2 separate regions of the Homo sapiens genome follow, and region 1 is linked to region 2. Evidence: chromatin loops called from intact Hi-C (ENCODE). Cell type or tissue: mammary epithelial cell. All regions are shown on one strand. Links, peaks and the distances in the headings refer to the core of each region. The heading gives the core; the rest is flanking DNA. Region 1 overlaps LINC01198 (long intergenic non-protein coding RNA 1198). Region 2 holds the start of LOC105370194 (a long non-coding RNA gene).

Region 1 (5,388 bases), core at 267-5,266, 130 kb before region 2:
GGTCTCAGGGAAGTAGAAGACGTCCACACCTCAGAAGCATCTTCTTGAAACCCATCTCAAGTCTCTCCTCTTGACAACTGTGTTGCAACTACTACGGCAACTCCTGTGGCTATGGCTGCAGCTATGGCTGTGGCTATGGCTCTGGTTATGGCTGTGGCTATGGCTCCAGCTATGGCTGTGGCTATGGAACTGGCTACAGCTGTGGCTATGGCTCTGGCTCTGGCTGTGGCTATGGAACTGGCTACGGCTGTGGGTATGGCTGTGGTTATGGAACTGGCTATGGCTGTGGATGTGGCTCTGGCTCTGGCTACTGTGGCTACCGGCCATTTTGCTTTAGAAGATGCTATTCTTCCTGCTAAAACATCACTGTCAGAGGACCATTTGCTTCTAAGATGACACGTCTAAAGATAATACTGATTCAAGGATTCATACTCCAAGATTTCTATATCCAAGGATTACATGCCTGACAGAGTCTTGGACCTCTAGCCTCACATTTCTTTGAATGAAATCATGGCCATAGGATCCACGGTGTCATCTGACTGTTTTCCAAATGTTATCTTTTGCTCCCTTAATCTCTGATTCTCTGTTATGACTGTGTTAATGATCATAACATCTACAATTGGGGAAGTCAATCATTTGTAATAAAAATGGTTCTTTATTCCAAAAAAAATGTTTAGTACAAAAGAGTCAAAAAGCTAAAATAAAATATAGTTTATAAAGCAAAAAATTATCAGTAAGCTAAGTTTAATGTATTATTGAAGAAATAAAATGTATTTTATACATTTACCCTAATGCCTAATGTTTAAGACATCTACTGTAGTGTACAGTAATATCCCAGGCCTTCACATTCACTCACTAATCACTCACTGATCCACCCAGAACAATTTTCAGCCCTTTAAGTGCCAGTCGTGCTAAGTGGTCTATATAGGTACTGTTTTATTATTATTATTATTATTATTATTATTTTATACTGTGTTTTTACTGTATCTTTTCTAGATTCCAATAAGTTGAGATACACAAATATTTATTATTGTGTTACAATTGCCTATATTATCCAATATGGTAACATGCTGTGCAGGTTTGTATTCTAGAAGCAATAGGCTATACCTTATAACCTAGGTGTGTTCTAAGCTATACCATACAGGTTTATGTAAGTACACTGTGAAATCTGCATGGCAAACATCATTGCCTTATGATACATTTCTCAAATTTTCAGAACATATCCCTGTCGTTTAGCAGCACATGAATGTATTTGATTTATTGTCTTGATGTCCCTTTGCTTTCCCCATGTGTTACCATCAACTGCCTAATGAAACAGCCTGGGATTGTGTAATGACTAACTTAGTGCTTTGAGTTTAATTCTTTTTCAGCCACTGTGGTATGTTGATTACTATATTAATAATGTGTCTCCTTTATGTGCTTTTAAATAGTTACTTGGTCATGAACTATTGATAAGCTTTGGAAACATGATTTCATTTATTCTGCAGGATAACTTCAGGAAGTGGGTATTAATTCTCACGGTATAAGTGAAGACATTAAGCACCAGAGTTTAAGTAGCTTGGTAAGTGTTATTCCAGTAATTAAATAGGCGTAAATAGAGTTCAACTTTCTCAGTTCTATCTATAATTTCTTTCTATGTATGGGCTTATTTATATCAACCAGTATACACCTTGGTTTCGGCAATCAGTTATTGACTTTCTTTAAAGAAGGAAGAGAAGAAAAAAAAGGGAAGAAAAAACAAAAACCATAACCCTCTTTTACTATCAGACACCACATTTTTCTCTTCCACATTATCTTCTTTAAAGAACTGCATGTTGCAGAGTCTATGAGTGCAAGTGCTAGAAAGGCCAGGTAGAAATATTAAAAGTGATGCAGTTCAATACTGACAGTGATGAAATACAGAATGTATGGACCCTAATGTCCATAAAATGTGGCACAAATACACCATGGAATACTATGCAGCCATAAAAAAGGATGAGTTCATGTCCTTTGTAGGGACATGGATGAAGCTGGAAATCATCATTCTCAGCAAACTATCGCAGGGACAAAAAACCAAACACTGCATGTTCTCACTCATAGGTGGGAAATGAACAATGAGAACCCTTGGACACCAGAAGGGGAACATCACACATTGGGGCCTGTCGTGGGGTGGGGGGAGGGGAGAAGGATAGCATTAGGAGATATACCTAATGTAAATGATGAGTTAATGGGTGCAGCACACCAACATGGCACATGTATACATATGTAACAAACCTGCACGTTGTGCGCACATACCCTAGAACTTAAAGTATAATAATAAAAAAAAAGAGAGAATGTATGGACCCTATAATCTCAAGGAGGGGCGGCAACCCGGTTGAATATTTTTTCAAGCCAGTTTAGGGAAAGATTGATAAGGTTTCCAATTTTTCAAAAGGACCCATAATCCAAATTTTTATATGAAATCTAATTTTTAATTTGAGTTGGAAATTAAAATCGATGTGTTATTTATGTTATGATCTCTACTTTTGGTTCTATGAGATTATTACTTGTTTAACTCACTGTAATCTGAATTCTGCCACCCACAAGCCATATTAATGGAGATCGTGAATGACTTACATGTTGTCTTTTGAATACATATTAATTTGCATCTTAATTGACCTGCAAGCAGTTTAAAACTCTTCAGGTGTGTTTATCAAAAGATGCCTTCATGTGACTTTTTATCTTTCTCTACTCTTTCATCAATCTCATTTATTATTAAATTTCAGTTATCAGCTGCCATGCCAGTAACTGCCAACTCTAAACATTTATCACAGTTTACTATGCAAGCTTTATAGGAATATTAATATACCTCATTCACATATTCAGTATACATCTTAAGTATTAATTCCCCAAACATATGATTGTCGTTCAGGAGACTTTCTTTGAACCTCAATAAATGTCATTACACTTTATAGCACTCTATTTTTGTTTCATAGAACTTCACTGTTTTATTAATCATTTCTTTGGATAATATCATATATCTTCTACAAAAGTATAATTTCTATAGGGAAGATAATTTTATTTCTTATTTTTACTGTGACATTTTAGCATCTACTATGCTGGCCAGCACGCCACATATTTGTCAATAAATAATGTATTGACTCTCAGCTCCAAATTTACCCCGCAATCACTCTGCCATAATGTGTGGAATTCCTCTTGTATTTACTTCCTCATAGTGAGCACAGTATTCAAGTCTTCTCAGTAGAGGGCACCGGAGAGATGTTGTAGAGGAAAGGGCTCTCCTATGGTGCCTGGCTCCTTACAGTGAGTGGGCGGTGTGAGTGTGAGAACATCTAGAGGTGCTATACTTCAGAATCTGAGGTCCCTCAGGAATCTTACAGCTGGGGCTGGCTTCCTGCAGCCTTCTCAGCATGGACACCACAATTTGCAGGCTTCATACCTCCACAGGTTTTTTGATTCCCTCTGCCCACCTGTGTACCTGGGCCCTTGCTAACTTTTGCCTGTGGCCTGCTTGCAGTTAAGAATTTGTCATTTAAAAAAAAAAAAAAAAGAACTTGTCATTGGCAGCCAGGCGCGGTGGCTCACGCTTGTAATCCCAGCACTTTGGGAGGCCAAGGAGGGCGGATCACGAGGTCAGGAGATCGAGACCATCCTGGCCAACACGGTGAAACCCCGTCTCTACTAAAAGTACAAAATTTAGCCGGGCGTGGTCGCGGGCGCCTGTGGTCCCAGCCACTCTGGAGGCTGAGGCAGGAGAATGGCGTGAATCCGGGAGGCGGAGCTTGCAGTGAGCCGAGATCGCGCCACTGCACTCCGTCTTGGGCGACAGAGTGAGACCCCGTCTCAAAAAAAAAAAAAAAAAAAAAAAGACTTTGTCATTGGCTCACTCCTTCTATATCCTTTTACCTAGATCCACTGAAAGAGATTCAACTGTGTGGAACCTATGCCGTGGAGAATTGCTTTCTGCCATTGTTATCGTCCAGCAGTTGCCGAATAGCTCTGACCTGAGCAAAGCAGTGAAACGCGGTGCTGTTGAGTGGGTTGCCACTGCACCTTTTTCAACTACTCTAGTCTTGTGGAGAAAATACCCCTTCTAAATTTTTTCTTCATTGAATACTCTCCCTCAGCTCCAGAGTACCATATAGAGTTTTCTTGTATTTTAGAGTTACTGTTTTATCAAAGTTTACCAGTCTTTTGTATTACATTTCTCCTGTCTAAATCGACTGTGTGGTTTCTACTCATTATGGATATAGATTGATACAAACTCAATAAATATTTTTGAATGAATAACTCCACAGTCCAAGTTATTTTAATCACTATACAAAATCTCCAGAGTTTCTCCCATATTTCTGAACATGGTAACTATGTATCAAGAGACAAACCACAAATTTAAAGAAGGTGTGGTCAAATTTTATAAGTGTTTATAACATTTGTAAATGTTTGGCATCTAGAATACATGTATAATTCCAACAAATAAATAAGAAAAAAAAATAATCCAGTGGGATATTGGGCAAAATATTGAAGCCAAAGTGTCATAAAAGAGGAAATATTACTTTTTAATACACGTGGAAAATGTGTACCCACCTGAGCAATCACATAATGCAAATGAAAGTTAAAACAAAATACAACAAGGCAAAAAAAATTCCCTTGCTTAAGCCTAATGTAAACAAACAAACAAAAATTCATCAAAAGACTATTAGTTTCTATACAGTCAAGGATAATGTCCAAAATCTGGAGCCGGGAACTGATTCAGTGAGGAAACCAAGCTCACCACCATTAAAGATAAGTTGCTATAACTTACATGGGTGTCACTATTGTTTCAGTAACTTGATCTTGCCACTACTGCTATTGCTACCAGTGAGAATTTTATAGTGCTTAAATGTATCATTATATCATAATTAAAATTCTGGGGAGTGGGTTAATCTAATTGGTAGAGCTTAGGTCATCGGGCATACCCTAGCTGCAACAGAGACTGAGATAATGATTACCGTTATCTTCAGCTTCTATAGTAGGTGGCAAACTCTGCATTGCAACAACAATCACAAAATAAAAGGTTTCTCAATCATATAAAGGTGATTAAGATACTGAGCAGCCGAAATGCACATATGTACATAAACAGACACTCTCATTACACATATGCCCAAAGAGATTTATTTCAGTATTCTATATAATATTAAAAAATTGAAGAAAATCTAAATATTGGCCAATACAAAAATGCTTGAATAAATGGTGACATGTTATTGGCAGACATTATTATTAGCAGCCATAAGTCAGTCTCTATATGCCACTTTCTCTGGCATTCTACTATGGAAAATAAACAAATAAACACTTTCAAAGTTTCTCTTTTGCCTTTTAGTCCATGTAAATTATATCTTGGTTAGTAATATTTGAAGAGAGATCTCCTGTGAG
Region 2 (5,388 bases), core at 105-5,104:
GAAAGGGGCCAGGAACATCCCCCGCCTCCTCTTTTCTATCAGGGAATCATGATTCCCTGCTTGGTATGGAAACCTGAGGTGTAGGAAAGTGTTTCCCCCAAATAATGTTACTTTCCAGCACTCCTTTTCCAAAATTCAACAATCAATCATTAAAAGCCTTTATTTATGTAGCAGTGGCTCATTATAGAAATGATTGTACATTATAGAAATATTGTTTAGTTACAGCTTTTAGTAATCAAACTGCTATCTCTGAAAACAGTTCTCCTTCAGAGACCTGGAGGAGACGCCCGGTCTTAAGAGCTGTATGTTATCTAGGCCAGGCACAGTGGCTCATGCCTGTAATCCTAGCACTTTGGGAGGCCAAGGCAGATGAATCACCTGAGGTCAGGAGTTCAAGACCAGCGTGGCCCACATGGCAAAACCCCGTCTCTACTAAAAATACAAAAATTAGCAGGGCGTGGTGGTGCACGCCGGTAATCCCAGCTACTCGGGAGGCTGAAGAAGGAGAATCACTTGAACCCGGGAGGCGGAGGTTGCAGTGAGCCAAAATCGCACCACCGCACTCCAGCCTGCGCGATGGGAGCAAGACTCCATCGAAAAAAAAAAAAAAAAAGAGTTGTGTGTTATCTCCTGGAAGTGAAAGTTCAGGGGAAAGTTTCCATAGTTGCTCTTACTCCTGTCCATTAGTTGGGTTGATTCTCCTTATCTCAATCAGAATCCTTCCTGAACCTGCCCCAAGATATGGGATGAGCCATCACTTGGGCCAGCAACCCAGTGAAGACACCACAAGTCCTTGATTCTCTCTCCCGGTCCAGACTGAGAAGTTGCTGGAAATCAATTATTTTAGCTCAGCATAATGCAGACCATGGTAATATTCATCAGCTTAACCTGTCTTCTATACATTCTTGCATGTTTTCTTCCTACTTTTTGAGCTTCAAAGTTCTGCCTGTGCTGCAATGAGATACCACTGTACACCCTCTCAAAGGTCCCCAACTTAAAAGACTGATGATACCAAATGCTGGCGAGGATCTGGAGCAATAGGAACTCATGCATCGCTGGTGGAAATATGAAATGGCACAAACACTTTGGGAAACAGTTGGTCATACACTCACCATATGACCTAGAAATTCCACTCCTGCATATTTATCCAAAAGAACTGGAAAAAAAACCCCAAAGTCCATTAACAGAATGAATAAACCAATCTTGTTATATTCATACAATAGGATACTACTGGAAATAAAAAGAACAAACTGCTGATAAATCCAAAAGCCAGAAGCAAAAAAGAACATGCTGTATGAATCCATCTACATGAAATTCTATAATAGGCAAATCAATAGTGAAAGAAATCACATCTTGTTGTAATCACACTCTAAACCGTAAAATTGGATACTCTAATTATATACAATTTATTCCCCCACAAATCTTCATGATGTCCATGTGGATTTCCAAGTGACTTTTTTTCAGAAACCACACACAGAACTTTAAAATCAACTGTATTGAAGTATAACTTGTATAGAATAAAATATAACCATTTTAAGTGTATTGTCTGATGAAGTTTTGACAAAGATATACATCCATGTGTACTCCCCAGTTAAGATATAGAACATTTAGTTGTTTTTTTTTTTTTTTTTTTTTTTTTTTGCGACAGTCTCACTCTGTTACCCAGAGTGGAGTGCAGTGGCGAGATCTTGGCTCACTGCAACCTCCACCTCCCAGGTTGAAGCAATTCTTGTGCCTGAGCCTCCCGAGTAGCTGGGATTACAGTCGCCTGCCACCATGCCCGGCTAATTTTTGTATTTTTAGTAGAGATGGGGTTTTGCCATGTTGGCCAGACTGGTCACGAACTCCTGACCTCAAGTGATCCGCCTGCCTCGGCCTCCCAAAGTGCTGGGATTACAGGTGTGAGCCACCGCGCCTGGCAATATAGAACATTTCTGTCATCTAGCAAACAAAGTCCTAACTGGAACCCCAGAGGATCTCGTTAAAGAAGCAGGACTAAACTAAGTTAGGCTGTGGGTTCCATCCATAGTGCCCTCTTTCTACACACACACAGTTGCCCCGACAGTTACCCACACCCTGCATCCCTAATTTCTACCCACAAACGGCTGGGTACAGTGGCTCACGCCTGTAATCCCAGCACTTTAGGAGGCCGAGGCGGGCAGATCACCTGAGGTCAGGAGTTCGAGACCAGTCTGGCCAACATGGTGAAAGCCAGTCTGTACTAAAAATACAAAAAAGCCGGGTGTGGTGGCAGGCTCCTGTAATCTCAGCTACTCGGGAGGCTGAGGCAAGAGAATCGCTTGAACCCGGGAGGTGGAGGTTGCAGTGAGCGGAAATCGCACCACTGTGCTTCAGCCAGGGTAACAGAGTGAGACTCCATCTTGGGGGGAAGAAAAAGAAAAAGTAGTAGTAACCACACCACGTATTGCATAGGGGTGTTGTGAGGGTTAAATTAGGTAACGTGTGTGATATTTGTAGATCAGCACCTAACACTTCGTAAGCCCTCAATTAAACATTAATCATTATCTGAGTGTTGCTACAATTTTGTAATTTCAAGGTACTGTGGGTCTCAGATCTGCCCACGAGAGGGCACTGGTGACACAGCTTTGCCTCAAAAGGTTTCCAGTTGAAAGACCAGGCAGCTTTGCTTGTGTCTAAGGAACTAAGGGTCCGATTTCTCATGAGCTGCTGAACCACAGATTTTAGAGCTGAAAGACACCCTGCAAGTGATCTAATCCAGTCATCAGATGTTGCAGTTATAAGCCATAGGCGGGTAAATGTGGACCTGGTGAGTACGACTTACAAAACCAACAGTCACAGGAAAAGCAACTTCACATGCGTTCTCTGTGGAGTTGAAAGGTAGGACAGAAACGCCATCTTTCTGGGAATAAAAACGCACCAAAAGTGTTAACAGCGTGCCAGGCTGAAATGAAAAGAAGGCACTGAGGTGTATATATGTGTGTATCTGTGTGTGTGTGTGTGAGAAAACCAGAGAGAGAAGAGAGAGGTCATGTAGATTTTTTTTTTAGATGAAAACAACGGATACTGGTTCTTTCTTCTAGATCAGCTCAGGAGACCAAAATATTCAAGATTTTCTTTGACAGGCTGAGCCTGAGAATGTCTTCCACACCCTTTCTCTGCTAAGGGGGAACTGTCCTACTTGCAGCCCCTGCAACTCAGCAGCCTGTTGGGTCCCTTCCCCTCCTCTCCAACCACACCTGACCCCAGGGGTCCCAGGCCTTAAGCTGGCCTGGGACATTCATCTCATCACCTGGTGTGAAAGATGCGTTGGGCCAGTCAGATCCTTGCTTTTCAAGATCTAAAGGATCAGAAGACAGGGTGGCGAGCAGCAGGAGCACAGAGTAAAACTTCAAGGAGCAGAAAGGCCCCAGGGTGACCTGGTGGCCTCACACAGGCCAGCGCATGAGGTAGCTGGCCTAGCTGTTGGAGCCATAGAGGAGAATAAGCCCACTGCAAGAAGCAGAAGGGCTGCTAGCCGAGAGGAGACTGGATGCCCCTGGAAGAACTGAAGGAGGTAGCAGGGTGCCTAGTGCATACCTCATTCCCCTTTTTGAAGCAAGTTGTTTGGGTCTCTAGTTCCCCACAACTAAATTCTGTAGAGAAAATTTTGAAAGTGTGATCAGATTGGAAACCACGTGGCAAAGGCAACACTGCGTTTATGTACAGACATCTCATTGTAAGAGAGCCTGCAGGGGTGTGTGTGGAGAGGGAAGAGAACAGGAGATGCTGCTGCTGCTCCTCCTCCTCCTTCCCCTCTTCATTGTCCTTTTTCTCTTCCTTTTCCCTCCTTCTCTTCCTCCTCTTCCTTGTCTTCTTTCCCCTCCTCCTCCCTTCTTGTCTTTTTCTTCCTCCTTCTCCGCCTCCTCTTCCTCTCCCTCCCCCTCTTCTTTCTTGTCTTCCTCCTCCTCCTGTTTCTTGTCTTTTTCCTTCTCTTCCTCTTTCTTATCTCCTTCCTTCCTCCTCCTTTTTCTTTTTTTTTTTTTTTTTTGTTTTGAGACGGAGTCTTGCTCTGTCGCCCAGGCTGGAGTGCAGTGGCCCCATCTGGTCTCACTACAAGCTCCGCCTCCCGGGTTCACGCCATTCTCCTGCCTCAGCCTCCCGAGTAGCTGGGACTACAGGCGCCCGCCACCACGCCCTGCAAATTTTTTTTTTTTTTTTTTTTTTTTTTTGTAGAGACGGGGTTTCACCATGGTAGCCAGGATGGTCTTCATCTCCTGACCTCGTGATCCGCCCGCCTTGGCCTCCCAAAGTGCTGGGATTATAGGCGTGAGCCACTGTCCCGGCCTCTTCCTCCTTTTTCTTCTGCTTCCCCTCTTCTTCCTTAGCTCTAAGAGGAATTAGAAAAAACTTTTTACTTTAAAATCATTTCATAATTAGAGAAAGTTGCAAAAGTAGTACAGAAAATTCCCATACCCTTTTGCTTAGATTCCCCAAATGTTGACATTTCTATGATTAAGGAAATTGTGACATATTTGTGCAATGCAATACAAACCGTAATTAGCCACATTAGCTAATACAAACCCTAATGAGCATATGGCTAATTAGCATAAGGCTAATTAGGGTTTGTATTCTATTGTACAAATTTTAACATTTGACAAATGTTAAAAACAAACTTGAGCAAAAGAGTCAAATCATGGAAGACGTTCATTAGTGATCACTTAACATAAATTTCACAGACAAAGCCAAGCATTACGTTGTTTACACTAGAGATCTACCCATAGGTGGTAGAAACGTTTTTTGTTTTTGTTTTTCAAAGCAAGTGAATGATGAACATAATGCAACATAGTGGTTGTCACAGATGGAGGGTGGGAGACAGGATCAGGGAGAGGTACTCCAGACCTTTGAAGGTACTGCTGATATTCTTTATTATTGACTGATTTGTTTTTAATTTAAAAAATACACATAATAGTATATATTTTGGGGGCACATAATGATGCGATACATGTAATATATAGTGATCAGATCAGGGTTAATAAGCATATCCATCATCTCAAACATTTATTATTTCTTTGTGTTGGGAACATTTAATATCATCCTAGCTATGTGAAACAATATTGTTAACTACAGTGATTCTACAATGGTATAGAACACTAGAGCTTGTTCTTCCTGTATAGCTGTAGTTTTGCATCCTTTAACAAATCTCTTCCCATCACTCCCTTATCTCTACTTCTCCCAGCTATTAGTATTCTCTGTTCTGCTTTCTACTTCTGTAAGATCAACATTTTAAGCTTCCACACATGAGTGAGAACATGTGGTATTTAACTTTCTGTTTCTGGCTTATTTCACTTAATATAATGTCCCCCAGTTCCACCTATGTTGCCACAAATGACAGGATTTCATCCTTTTTATGGCTGAATAGTATTCCAT

Evidence for each region. A loop is a pair of places that touch in the nucleus more often than their neighbours do. Peaks named below come from ENCODE experiments on the same cell type or tissue, not always from the same donor. Only the 100,000 strongest peaks of a DNase experiment are listed, where the experiment ranks them.
Region 1: a loop joins it to region 2, with 6 times the contacts of the local background. A loop is called at or near these places in 2 of 110 quality-filtered maps.

What each region holds. Positions count from the first base shown.
Region 1 is chr13:46,454,013-46,459,400 of GRCh38, reverse strand. LINC01198 (long intergenic non-protein coding RNA 1198) reads left to right here. Exons shown (of 6, transcript NR_120426.1): 5 at 1,488-1,561; 6 at 3,890-4,198. It also overlaps the pseudogene LOC112268117. Among named protein-coding and RNA genes, the nearest start is that of LINC01198, 10 kb to the left of the region's middle. In mammary epithelial cell, for the core only: a CTCF peak has its summit at 3,221 (motif pointing right); no DNase peak of the experiment used is centred there.
Region 2 is chr13:46,319,008-46,324,395 of GRCh38, reverse strand. LOC105370194 (a long non-coding RNA gene) reads left to right here and starts at 2,637. Exons shown (of 3, transcript XR_941946.4): 1 at 2,637-2,788. RefSeq lists enhancers at 2,901-3,400, 4,458-5,006. In mammary epithelial cell, for the core only: a CTCF peak has its summit at 2,581 (motif pointing right); no DNase peak of the experiment used is centred there.